Regions from separate parts of the Homo sapiens genome. Here regions 1 and 3 are each linked to region 2. Evidence: chromatin contacts called from ENCODE Hi-C or POLR2A ChIA-PET data. All regions are on one chromosome and are shown on one strand. Each heading gives the region's core, a stretch centred on a gene start or an enhancer-like site at or near the end of the contact. The rest is flanking DNA. Distances are from core to core; before and after follow the strand shown.

Region 1 (3,873 bases), core at 650-3,149, 200 kb after region 2:
AGATACTCGGGAGGCTGAAACAGGAAAATCACTTGAAGATGGGAATGGGAGGTTGCAGTGAGCCAAGATGGCGTCACTGCACTCCAGCCTGGGCAACACAGCGAGAGTCTGTCTCAAAAAAAAAAAAAAAAAAAAAAAAATTAGCAATTACACCTCCTACGGAATGTGGTACAGGCAAGGCCTTTTTAGAGGGCATCAGCCTTCACCACCCTACTCCCAGAGCTTCTCTCCAAGCCCAGCATTTTTAGCTACATTTTTATTGCACATATATTTTATTAGGTAGAAATATATTTTATTAAGTAAAAATTCTAAAACCTATTTGAACCAAATAAAAATAGGCAAGAAAGCATCCTATTGTGAAACAGTTACAAATGCAAAGAATTTAGGAGAGTGGTGAGTTAAGAGGATGTGGGTAGAGTTTATTATAATTGTGTGGATTGTCACCTGTCATGAGGATTACAGTTTGGTAAAAGAAAAATAAACCCTTTTTTCATTTTGAGCCTGGAATATATGTTACTATACACGGTGCAATAAGGGCCTTATTAGATCTACAGGAAAATTCTGTCTCCATTCTAAGGGAGAGTGGCTTGTGGGACCTTAGGAACCCTGGCTCTACTACCCAACCATTGGACAAGTCTTACCTCTTTTGGATGCTGCTAACTCTTCAGAAGAATTCCTTGTGGTGGTATATAACTTGTTGGTTGAAGAATAAATAAATAAAACGTAATTAAAGTCTATATAGCAGCTACTGTTTAACCATATTGTCTCATATAAACCTTGAAAGGAGCTAATAAAGTGGAGGGCATAGTTATATTACTGCTCTTACAGAAACAGCAACCACAATTTTAAGTCTTCTAGTCAGTGTAGGACAGTGTTTTATACATAGGTGCTTAATATAAATATTTGATTTAAAACCAATCTTGTATTTTTTTAATTGTTTTCTTTCTTCCCTTCCACTGGTCTTCTTTAATTTTAACTTTTGGCCGGGCTTGGTGGCTCACGCCTGTAATCCCAGCACTTTGGGAGGCCAAGGCGGGCAGATCACCTGAGGTCAAGAGTTTGAGACCAGCCTGGCCAACGTGGTGAAACCCTGTCTCTACTAAAAATACAAAAATAAGCCGAGAGTTGTGGTGGGTGCCTGTAATCCCAGCTACTCGGGAGGCTGAGGCAGGAGAATTGCTTGAACCCGGGAGGTGGAGGTTGCAGTGAGCCGAAATCACGCCATTGCACTCCAGGCTGGGCAACAGAGCGAGACTCCATCTCAAAAAAAATTTTTTTTAATTTTTATTTAATTATAATTTTTTTTCTAAGTTGGGGTGTTGCCCTGTCACCCAGGCTGGAGTGCAGTAGCACCCTCTTGGCTCACTGCAACCTCAAACTCTTGGACTCAAGCATTCCTCCCACCTCAGCCTTCCAAGTAGCTGGGAACTACAGGTGTGCCTCACTATGCCCAGCCACTGCTTAACTCTGATTTTATCCTCAATCATTGTCTACTGTATGATGAATGCTGTATTTTTTTTTTTTTTAATTCTAGAGAGGAAACCTTTCTGTAGTGTAACTTGCAAAAGAGTTGGTGTTTTTCTTTCTCAGTGATCTCTTACAGCAAATGTTCATTAATTAAAAATAGCTGACCGACACAGGAAACAGCTCATGTAGCAGCTTATGATGTTGTTCTAAAAACAGACTTGAGCTCTCGAGTGCTAGAGAAGCATGAATATTGAAAACATTGCAAACAAATTCAGGTAAAAGTATGGTGTGTTCTAAGAAGGATCTGTGTGCCTTTACGTTAATATTTTTTCTGATTATAAAAGTCGTGTGCTTACTGTTAAAAAGATATTATAGGCCTGGGCGCAGTGGCTCATGCCTGTAAACCCAGCACTTTGGGAGGCTGAGGCAGGCAGATGGCTTGAGTCCAGGAGGTTGAGGCTGCAGTGAGCTATGATCGCCCAACTGTACTGCAGCCTGAGCAACAGAATGAGACCCTGTCAAAGGAAGAAAAGATATTGTAACCATGTATTTTGTAGAAAGTGAAGTTCTCACCCAAGTTATAGCATTGATTTATTCTGGTGGTTTCTTTTTTTGTTGTTTTTTTGAGACGGAGTCTCACTCTGTCACCCAGGCTGGAGTGCAATGGCACGATCTCAGCTCACTGCAACCTCCGCCTCCGAGTTCAAGCGATTTTCCTGCCTCAGCCTCCCGAGTAGCTGGGATTACAGGCGCCTGCCACCACACCTAGCAAATTTTTGTATTTTTAGTAGAGACGGGGTTTCACCATGTTGGCCAGGCTGGTCTCGAACTCCTGACCTCAGATGATCCACCCTTATCAGCCTCCCAAAATGCTGGGGTTATAGGCATGAGCCATTGCGCCCGGCCTATTCTGGTGGTTTCTATCGGATTTTTAAAATACATACGCAAACAGTATATACTTATTGTTTAAATGGAATTATACTATTTATTCAACTTGTTTTTTTATTTATATATACTAGAAATTTTCCACAGAAATCTTTTAAAATTCCCTAATTTGTTATCTTTTATTTATTTATTGAGACAGAGTCTTGCTCTGTCGCCCAGGCTGGAGTGCAGTGGCGCAATCTCGGCTCACTGCAACCTCTGCCTCCTGGGTTCAAGGAATTCTCCTGCCTCAGCCTCCCAAGTAGCTGGGACTACAGGTGTGTGCCACCATGCCTGGATAATTTTTTTGTATTTTTAGTAGAAACAGGATTTCACCATGTTAGCCAGGCTGGTCTCAAACTCCTGACCTCAGGCAGTCTACCCGCCTCAGCCTCCCAAAGTGCTGGGATTACAGGCGTGAGCCACCACGTCCGGCCATTTGCTATCTTTTTAAAGACAACATAGTATTTCACTCTATACCTAGACTACAGTTTGTTTAAACCAATTTTCTTTTTCTTCTTTGTTTTTTTTTTGAGACGGAGTTTTGCTCTTGTTGCCCAGGCTGGAGTGCAATGGCATAATCTCGACTCATCGCAACCTCTGCCTCCCAGGTTCAAGCAATTCTCCTGCTTTAGCCTCCCGAGTAGCTGGGATTACAGGCATGCGGCACCATGCCTGGCTAATTTTGTATTTTTAGTAGATATGGGGTTTCTCCATGTTGGTCAGGCTGGTCTTGAACTCCCAACTTCAGATGATCTTCCCGCCTCGGCCTCCCAAAGTGCTGGGATTACAAGCATGAGCCACTGTGCCTGGCCTAACCAATTTTCTATTAATAGACTTGTGGGTTGATAATATTTTATTTAAAAACTTTTTTTTCCCTGAAAGTCACCATTTTTAGAGCAGATACACTTGTCATTGAACAAATATGTAGTAATTTAATAGTATAATATATTCACATTTTACTATGTGTCTGGCAGTTTTCTAAGAATTATCCTGTGCGAATTAGAATAATTCTACAACCTTATGAGGGAGTTGCTATACCTCTTCCAGAGTTTCAGAAAGCCTCCAAGTTCCATATATGCCATCTCGACCCTCCATAAGATGGACCAAAAGACAGGGTGATTGGATCAGACATGTGAGGACTCCTAAATCCAAAGGAGCAGGCATAAGGCAGCAGCTGCCTCAGTACAAAAAAGCAGAGCTTACAAGTTTTTGCTGGAAGTATTGATGCCGAAGTATTCTCTCGTTGCCATGACAGGTTTCAGAAGAACTGCTTTCTTAATCCTTCTGACTGCTTCGAAGTTTTCTTTTTTCTTTTTCTTTTTTTTTTTTTTTTTTGAGTTGCAGTCTTGCTCTGTTGCCTAGGCTGGAGTGCAGTGGCATGATCTTGGCTCATTGCTCCTGGGTTCAAGCGATTCTTCTGCTTCAGCCTCCCTAGTAGCTGGGAGCACAGGTGCACACCACTACACCTGGGTAATTTTT
Region 2 (3,927 bases), core at 834-3,333:
CACTAAGTTTGTGGTAATTTATAACAGCAGCCCTAGGAAACTGAGACAATGGGTGACCATACAGCACCAAAGGACTTCTATTTCATGATTGGTGAACATTTTAAAATAAGAAAAGGCCAGGCATGGTGGCTCACGCCTATAATCCCAGCACTTTGGGAGGCCGAGGCGGGTGGATCACGAGGTCAGGAGTTCAAGACCACTCTCGCCAAGATGGTGAAACCCTGCCTGTACTAAAAATACAAAAATTGGCCAGGTGTGGTGGTGGGCACCTGTAATCCCAGCTACTCGGGAGGCTGAGGCAGAGAACTGGTTGAGCCCGGGAGGCAGAGGTTGCAGTGAGCCAAGATCACGCCACTGCACTCCAGCCTGGGTGACAGTGAGACTCCATCCCAAAAAGAAAAAAAAAAAAAAAGTATTACAGAAAAGAATGTGAGAACATGTTTCAAGTATTAACAAATAAAAGAATGCATGCTAAATAATTATTTGCAACACATCATAGAGCCAGTTCTCACCTGGCAATAAGGTACTCCAAAAGTTCATTCATAAGTAAATTGAGACTCAGAATGCATATTTTTCCTGCAGGAGTCATGTGATATATTATGGATGTTTTCAAATATTAATCCATAATAATCATTTTAAGTTAATCATATGCGGACTATAGTTTTCTTGAAGCGAGGGATTGTTCTACACGTATTTAAGTCTTGCTGTCTAGCAGAGTGCTTTGCATGGGTAGGGCCTCCAATAAATGCTTGATGAGTAGTAGTTCATTAAAAAATTCTTTAAAATTTTTTTTACCACAAAACATCTGCAAGTAGAGTAGTTCATTTTTTAAAGCACCATACACTAATATTTAATAGCAGCTGTTTTAGAGTCAGATTGCAAGGCTTCAGATCCTGGCTCTGCCACTTACAGAATGCAAATCATTAAGCAAATTTACATAATCTCTGTGTGCTTCAATTTATTTGTCTATAAAATTGTGATATTAATACCTATCTCACAATGCTGTTGTGAGGAGTAAATGAATTATTATGTACTAAATACTTAGAACATTACTTGCATGTACGGATTCAATAAATCTTAAATATTGTTATTAGCTCTTAAGTATATCTCCTCAACTAAATTATAAACTCTGAGGAAGAGGCAAGATCCTATCCTTTTTAAAATCCCGGCATCTACACAATTTCTTGCATATTGTGTGCACTCAGTGAGTATTTGTTGAACTACTAAAAGGAATGAATGATTGGCTATATGTTTACAATACCTTCTCCATAAAAAATACATATAGAATTGATAACATTCTAACATTTGTTACAGTAAAAAATGTTTTTAGAAATTAAATAGAATTTTTTTTTTAAGACAGTGTCTTGCTGTGTCGCCCAGGCTGGAGTGCAGTGGCATGATGTCAGCTCACTGCAACCTCTGCCTCCTGGGTCCAAGCAATTCTCCTGCCTCAGCCTCCCAAGTAGCTGGGACTACAGGCACGTGCCACCACACCCTCCTAATTTTTGTATTTTTAGTAGAGATGGGGTTTCACCATTGTTGGCCAGGCTGGTCTCAAACTCCTAACCTCAAGTGATCCACCTACCTTGGCCTCCCAAAATGCTGGGATTACAGGTGTGAGCCACCATGCCCAGCCTAAATAGAATTTTTAAGATGTCAGAGCAAAAAGGAAATTATTACCAGTGTGAAATTCTTCACTATATTTTAGCCCCTAAGAGGCAGAGACCTTGTCCTGTTTCTTTGTAACTGCTGCATTTTGCGTGATGTTTTGCAGAATAGGCATGTGCGACCTTGTACACAGAAAGGGCTTAAGCAAATCCTTATGCAGATTCCTGGAGTTATTTTTCTGTGCTGGTCGCTCCTTTCCAGAATTCTACTCTGCAACTTCCAGCTGCCTTAGCCTTCTGAACTCAGAGCCCCCTCTCCTTACCTCCACGAGGCCTCTGGGGTCTCTGGGTTTCCCCTTCTTGCACTTGCAGTTTATACATTGCCTCCAAGCAGAAGGCCCAGGTGTTTCTCATGCTCATCCCATCTGTTTCCCCTCTAACAGAGATTAGTCTTACAAGGCCTCGTGTTCAGTCTGAAAACAGCTGCTTCCTGTACTTCGTTCAGTTCTCTAATTGCTCACAATAAAAAGCTAAGTCCTTTCTTACTTCATCATGGCTAGAAGCAGTTCCCATGCGAATGTCTTGGTTAAAGGAGAAAAATGTATAAGGTAACTATAAACTAAGACTTTCACATCAATTCAGTTGGTTCTTTTGTTAAGAATTACAGGGTTGGGCACGATGGCTCACACCTGTAATCCCAGAACTTTGGGAGGCTGAGGCGGGAGGATCCCTTGAGGCCAAGATTTTAAGATCAGCCTGGGAAACATAGTGAGACCCCGTTTCTACAGAAAAAAAAAAAAAAAAAGTAAAAATTAGGCACAGTGTCGCATGCCTCTAGTCTCAGCTACTTGGGAAGCTGAGGCAGGATGATCAATCCCTTGAGCCCAAGAGTTCGCGGTTACAGTGAGCTATAATTGTGCCACTGCATTCAGCCTAGGTGACACAGCGAGATCCTATTTAAAAAAAAAAAAAAAGACAAAAAGAAAAGAAAATTACAGTATAATTTTTCTGTGTTGAAGAGCTTCTGCTGGACAAATTTTCAGTCTTGGTCGGCAGTTTAACTCAAGAACAGACTCTTCTATCTTCACTTCCAGCTTACATAAATTAGAATGGAGAAGAGAATTCTAAAGTATAAAGAATGTACACTGTTCTCTGCCCCAATTACACATCTGTCTCACGGCTTGTTAGGCAGCATGATGAATAAGCGTGTCATCTCTCTCCATTTATTTGTGCATCCATTTTTATATCCATAGTCTATAGAGACTTTCATTGCTTCTCACAAATTTGTTTAAACTTTTAATAGTGATATATACAGACTTCCTCATCTAAGCACAGACACGATTTCTATTTAGGTCATTTCTGTGCAGTCACTTCCTCTTCCTAGGTCATAGCCCTGTAGTTCTATCATACATAGACTGTCTATTTTAATAGAAACCTGCAGCAATGGTGGAAGGAGGGGAACGGGAGTCATTTCATCAGAAAGATGCATTGTATCTACTGGAGAATTTTCTTGTCTTAGAAACACTAGAAATTATATTTTCTGGAAATTTCAAATTTTACTAAAATGTGGTCATTGTCAATTATGTAACAGGGGCTTTCCTTTTCAATATAGCGACTATCAGTAATAGTGCTGGAAATATGATAACAGGCCACATTCTAAAAATTCATTTCCTCTTTAATTAGGACCTAACTCTTGGAAACTCCTTCATGTGAGCTGCCACAACATCATCTAAAAGCAAACTGCCAAAAAATCATCTTAAACCGCATCATCTAAAAGTTATTTTGGCAAAATGCATGGTCTCAAATGGAAGATAATGACAGCTAAGATAGAATTTAGAATGAGCCCCAGCACTTTGGGAGGCCAAGGCGGGTGGATCACTTGAGGTCAGGAGTTCGAGACCAGCCTGGCCAACATGGTGAAACCCTGTCTCTACCAAAAATATAAAAAAATAGCCAGGCGTGGTGGTGCATGCCTATAATCCCAGCTACTCGGGAGGCTGAGGCAGAAGAATCACTTGAACCCAGGAGATGGAGGTTGCAGTGAGCCAAGATCACGTCACCGCACTCTAGCCTGGGCAATAGAATGAGACTCTGTCTCAAAAAAAAAAAAAAAATTTAGAATGAGCACGAAGTTAATGAATAATACCTCAGTCACATTCTAGTAAGAAACCATTCCTCCTTGTGGGAATTAGAGCCCTGCCCCCAGAACCCTGGCTCTGAGGTTTGACTTCTGTTATGTACTGACAGTCCCCATTACGCTCATGGTTCCATGGTGCCAGCACAGGAGTGGCTGATGACAGAGGCTGACATGTCATGCACA
Region 3 (3,690 bases), core at 144-2,643, 160 kb after region 2:
CCCAGAATGCTTTGTTACATTGTCAGGAATTTCTGTATTTCTTTTATCTTGTAGCTTTCTCTATCATATCCCATTTCCACTGTCCTCTCTTCTTTCACAGCCATTTTCTTCCTCTTTCTTTGCTCATTGTTTTTTCATTATTAGGACTTGGCTTTTTAGGTCAAGACTCCTGATAAAAGGACTCCTTTCTTCTGCTGTTGCCTTACCAGTCACATATGTGGTGCTGTCTCTAGTGGGCTTTGCTTTAAAAGCAAAAAACAAAAAACCAACAACAACAAAAGCAAAACAAAAGCAGCTATGCATGTTTAGAAACTGGATTTTAGTTCACAGCTTGTATAGAAAAAGATGAGACTATAGGCCGGGCGCAGTGGCTCACGTCTATAATCCCAGCACTTTGGGAGGCTGAGGCAGGCGGATCATGAGGTCAGGAGATCGAGACCATCCTGGCCAACGCGGTGAAACCCTGTCTCTACTAAAAAAAAATACAAAATATTAGCCGGGTGTGGTGGCGGGCACCTGTAGTCCCAGCTACTCGGGAGGCTGAGGCAGGAGAATGGCGTGAACCCGGGAGGCTGAGCTTGCAGTGAGCCGAAATCATGCCACTACACTCCAGTGTGGGCGACAGAATGAGACTCTGTCTCAAAAAAAAAAAAAGAAAAAGATGAGACTATAAAACATCTGATGCTTGGAATATTGCTGTTACTGTTTTCCATCTCTTAATCTATTTCATTCAATCTAAAATGTGCATTTTTTTTTCACATTGAAGCATCTCAAATTGGGAGCTGCTTTTTTTTTTTTTTTTTTTTTTTTTTTTGAGACAGAGTCTCGCTTTGTCACCCAGGCTGGAGTGCAGTGGTGGGATCTCGGTTCACTACAAGCTCCGCTTCCCGAGTTCACGCCATTCTCCTGCCTCAGCCTCCCAAGTAGCTGGGACTACAGGCGCCCGCCACCATGCCTGGCTAATTTTTTGTATTTTTAGTAGAGATGGGGTTTCACCATGTTAGCCAGGATGGTCTCGATCTCCTGACGTTGTGATCCACCCGCCTCAGCCTCCCAAATTGGGAGCTTCTTAAATTGGCAGTATTTTAAAAATTATGTGACATTGAAATGTAGATTGGCCTAAATTTTAAAATGTAGTTGCACAGTATTTACTGCCTCTAGATAATAGTTTATTAAATACTCTCCCAGACTATATAACTGAGAAAATACACTAACAAATTCCCCTCCCCCTTTTCTAAATTAAAAACATAGTATATATGAATATCATTTTCATATATCTTGCTACTTCCTTAGCCTTCTTAATTATAAACTTGAGTCAGCTATTATTTACTGAGTACTTACATTTTAGATGCTGTTCTAAGTGCTCCACATGTATAAACTTGCTTAGTCATCACGAGTGGGAACTATTACCCTCATCGTACAGAAGAGGAAGCAGAAGCCCATAAAGTTTAAATACTTTCTCCAAGTTCACATGGCTAGTAGGTGGGGGAGTGACGATTTAAACCCCTGCTCTTAATCTCTGTACTTTTCTGTCTGATGTAAATTTCTTATTGCCCTTTTTTTAATATCACTGAACTTGAGGATATTGTTTATCTTTAGCAATGGAAAAATCATTTCCTCCTGATATTCTTTATCCAGTTTGTCTAAAGTCTAAAAAACAAAACAACTCTTTGGTTTATTACTGGGTGAACCCCAAAATTGGGATTCGGCCAGAGAGGCCACATGGGTTCTCGGCTTCCTCCAGGAAAGAATTCAAGAACAAGCTGACAGTAAAGTGAAATCATGTTTATTAAGAAAGTTAAGGAATAGGCCAGCACGGTGACTCACACCTGTAATCCCAGCACTTTGGGAGGCCGAGGCGGGCAGATCACTAGGTGAGGAGATCGAGACCATCCTGGCCAACATGGTTAAACCCCATCTCTATTAAAAAATACAAAAAATTAGCCGGGCGTGGTGGCAGGCGCCTGTAATCCCAGCTACTTGGGAGGCCGAGGCAGGAGAATTGCTTGAACCCGGGAGGCGAAGCTTGCAGTGAGCCGAGATCACGCCACTGCATTCCAGCCTGGGCAACAGAGTGAGACTTCATCTCAAAAAAAAAAAAAAAAAAAGAAAGAAAGTGAAGGAATAAATAAAAGGCTGGCTACTCCATAGGCAGAGCAGCCCCATGGGCTGCTGGTTGACTATTTTTATGGTTATCTTTGATCACATGCTAAGCAAGGGATGCATTATTCATGAGTTTTCCAGGAAAGAAGCTGGTAGTTCCTGGAACCAAGAGTTCTTCCCATTTTTAGACAATATAGAGTAATTTCCAGGAGTTGCCAGCATCTGTAAATTTACTGTCATGGCACTGGTGGGAGTGTTTTTTTTTTTTTCTTTTTCTTTTTGTCCACCTTTTCCCTACTTCTACCATTCTATTCTCTACTTCCATGAATTTGACTTTTCTAAATTCCACACATAAGCTGAGATCATACTGTATTTGTCTTTCTGTGCCTAGCTCATTTGACTTAACATAATGTTCTCTAGGTTCATCCATGCTGTTGCAAATGACAGAATTTCCTGCTATTTATTTATTTATTTTTTGTTATACTTTAAGTTCTGGGATACATGTGCAGAACATGCAGGTTTGTTCCATAGGTATACACGTGCCATGGTGGTTTGCTGCATCCATCAACCCGTCATCTACATTAGGTATTTCTTCTAATGCTATCCCTCCCCTAGCCCCCAACCCCCTAACAGGCCCCGGTATGTGATGTTCCCCTCCCTGTGTCCATGTGTTCTCATTGTACAACTCCCATATATGAGTGAGAACATGCGGTGTTTGGTTTTCCGTTCCTGTGTTAGTTTGCTGAAGACGATTGTTTCTAGCTTCATCCATGTCCCTGCAAAGGACATGAACTCATTCTTTTTTTATGGCTGCATAGTATTCCATGGTGTATATGTGTCACATTTTCTTTATCCAGTCTATCATTGATGGACATTTGGGTTGGTTCCAAGTCTTTGCTATTGTGAATAGTGCTGCAGTCAACATATGTGTGCATGTGTCTTTATAGTGGAATGATTTATAATCCTTTGGGTATATGCCCGATAATGGGATTGCTGGGTCAAACAGTATTTCTGGTCCTAGATTTTTGAGAAATAGCCATACTGTCTTCCACAATGGTTGAACTAATTTACACTCCCACCAACAGTGTAAAAGCATTCCTATTTCTCCACATCCTCTCCAGCATCTGTTGTTTCCTGACTTTTTAATGAATGCTATTCTAACTGGTGTGAGATGGTATCTCACTGTGGTTTTGATTTCCATTTCTCTAATGACCAGTGATGATGAGCTTTTTTTCATATGTTTGTTGCCTGCATAAATGTCTTCTTTAGAGAAGTGTCTGTTCATATCCTTTGCCCACTTTTTGATGGGGTTGTTTGTTTTTTTCTTGTAAATTTGTTTAAGTTCTTTGTAGATTCTGGATATTAGCCCTGTGTCAGATGGAGAGATTGCAGAAATTTTCTCCCATTCTGTAGGTTGCCTGTTCACTCTGATGATAGTTTCTTTTGCTGTGCAGAAGCTCTTTAGTTTAATTAGATCTTATTTGTCAATTTTGGCTTTTGTTGCCATTGCTTTTGGTATTTTAGTCATAAAGTCTTTGCCCATGCCTATGTCCTGAATGGTATTGCTTAGGTTTTCTTCTAGGGCTT

The links. A loop is a pair of places that touch in the nucleus more often than their neighbours do. ChIA-PET counts read pairs that join two places held with the same protein, here RNA polymerase II (POLR2A). Pooled maps may share reads with other maps.
Region 1: a map of OCI-LY7 shows a loop between it and region 2 (2.5-fold over the local background). The contact joins two enhancer-like sites. A Hi-C loop is called at or near these places in 1 of 168 maps with a recorded cell type or tissue (OCI-LY7) and 2 of 50 pooled maps. POLR2A ChIA-PET finds 5 or more read pairs at or near these places in 1 of 52 experiments (OCI-LY7).
Region 3: POLR2A ChIA-PET joins it to region 2 with 10 read pairs in Panc1. The contact joins two enhancer-like sites. POLR2A ChIA-PET finds 5 or more read pairs at or near these places in 2 of 52 experiments (Panc1 and WTC11).

What each region holds. Positions count from the first base shown.
Region 1 is chr12:32,466,753-32,470,625 of GRCh38, forward strand. All of the region lies in intron 1 of FGD4 (FYVE, RhoGEF and PH domain containing 4), which reads left to right. Among named protein-coding and RNA genes, the nearest start is that of FGD4, 69 kb to the left of the region's middle. Within about 2 kb of position 1,900, at least 3 of the 41 ENCODE cell types and tissues checked have a DNase peak (open chromatin) inside an H3K27ac peak, as active enhancers do; they include OCI-LY7, where a contact is called at or near this core.
Region 2 is chr12:32,263,153-32,267,079 of GRCh38, forward strand. All of the region lies in intron 2 of BICD1 (BICD cargo adaptor 1), which reads left to right. Among named protein-coding and RNA genes, the nearest start is that of FGD4, 130 kb to the right of the region's middle. RefSeq lists enhancers at 1,898-1,947, 1,988-2,037, 2,952-3,061. Within about 2 kb of position 2,084, at least 6 of the 41 ENCODE cell types and tissues checked have a DNase peak (open chromatin) inside an H3K27ac peak, as active enhancers do; they include OCI-LY7, where a contact is called at or near this core.
Region 3 is chr12:32,421,503-32,425,192 of GRCh38, forward strand. All of the region lies in intron 1 of FGD4 (FYVE, RhoGEF and PH domain containing 4), which reads left to right. Among named protein-coding and RNA genes, the nearest start is that of FGD4, 24 kb to the left of the region's middle. Within about 2 kb of position 1,394, at least 5 of the 41 ENCODE cell types and tissues checked have a DNase peak (open chromatin) inside an H3K27ac peak, as active enhancers do.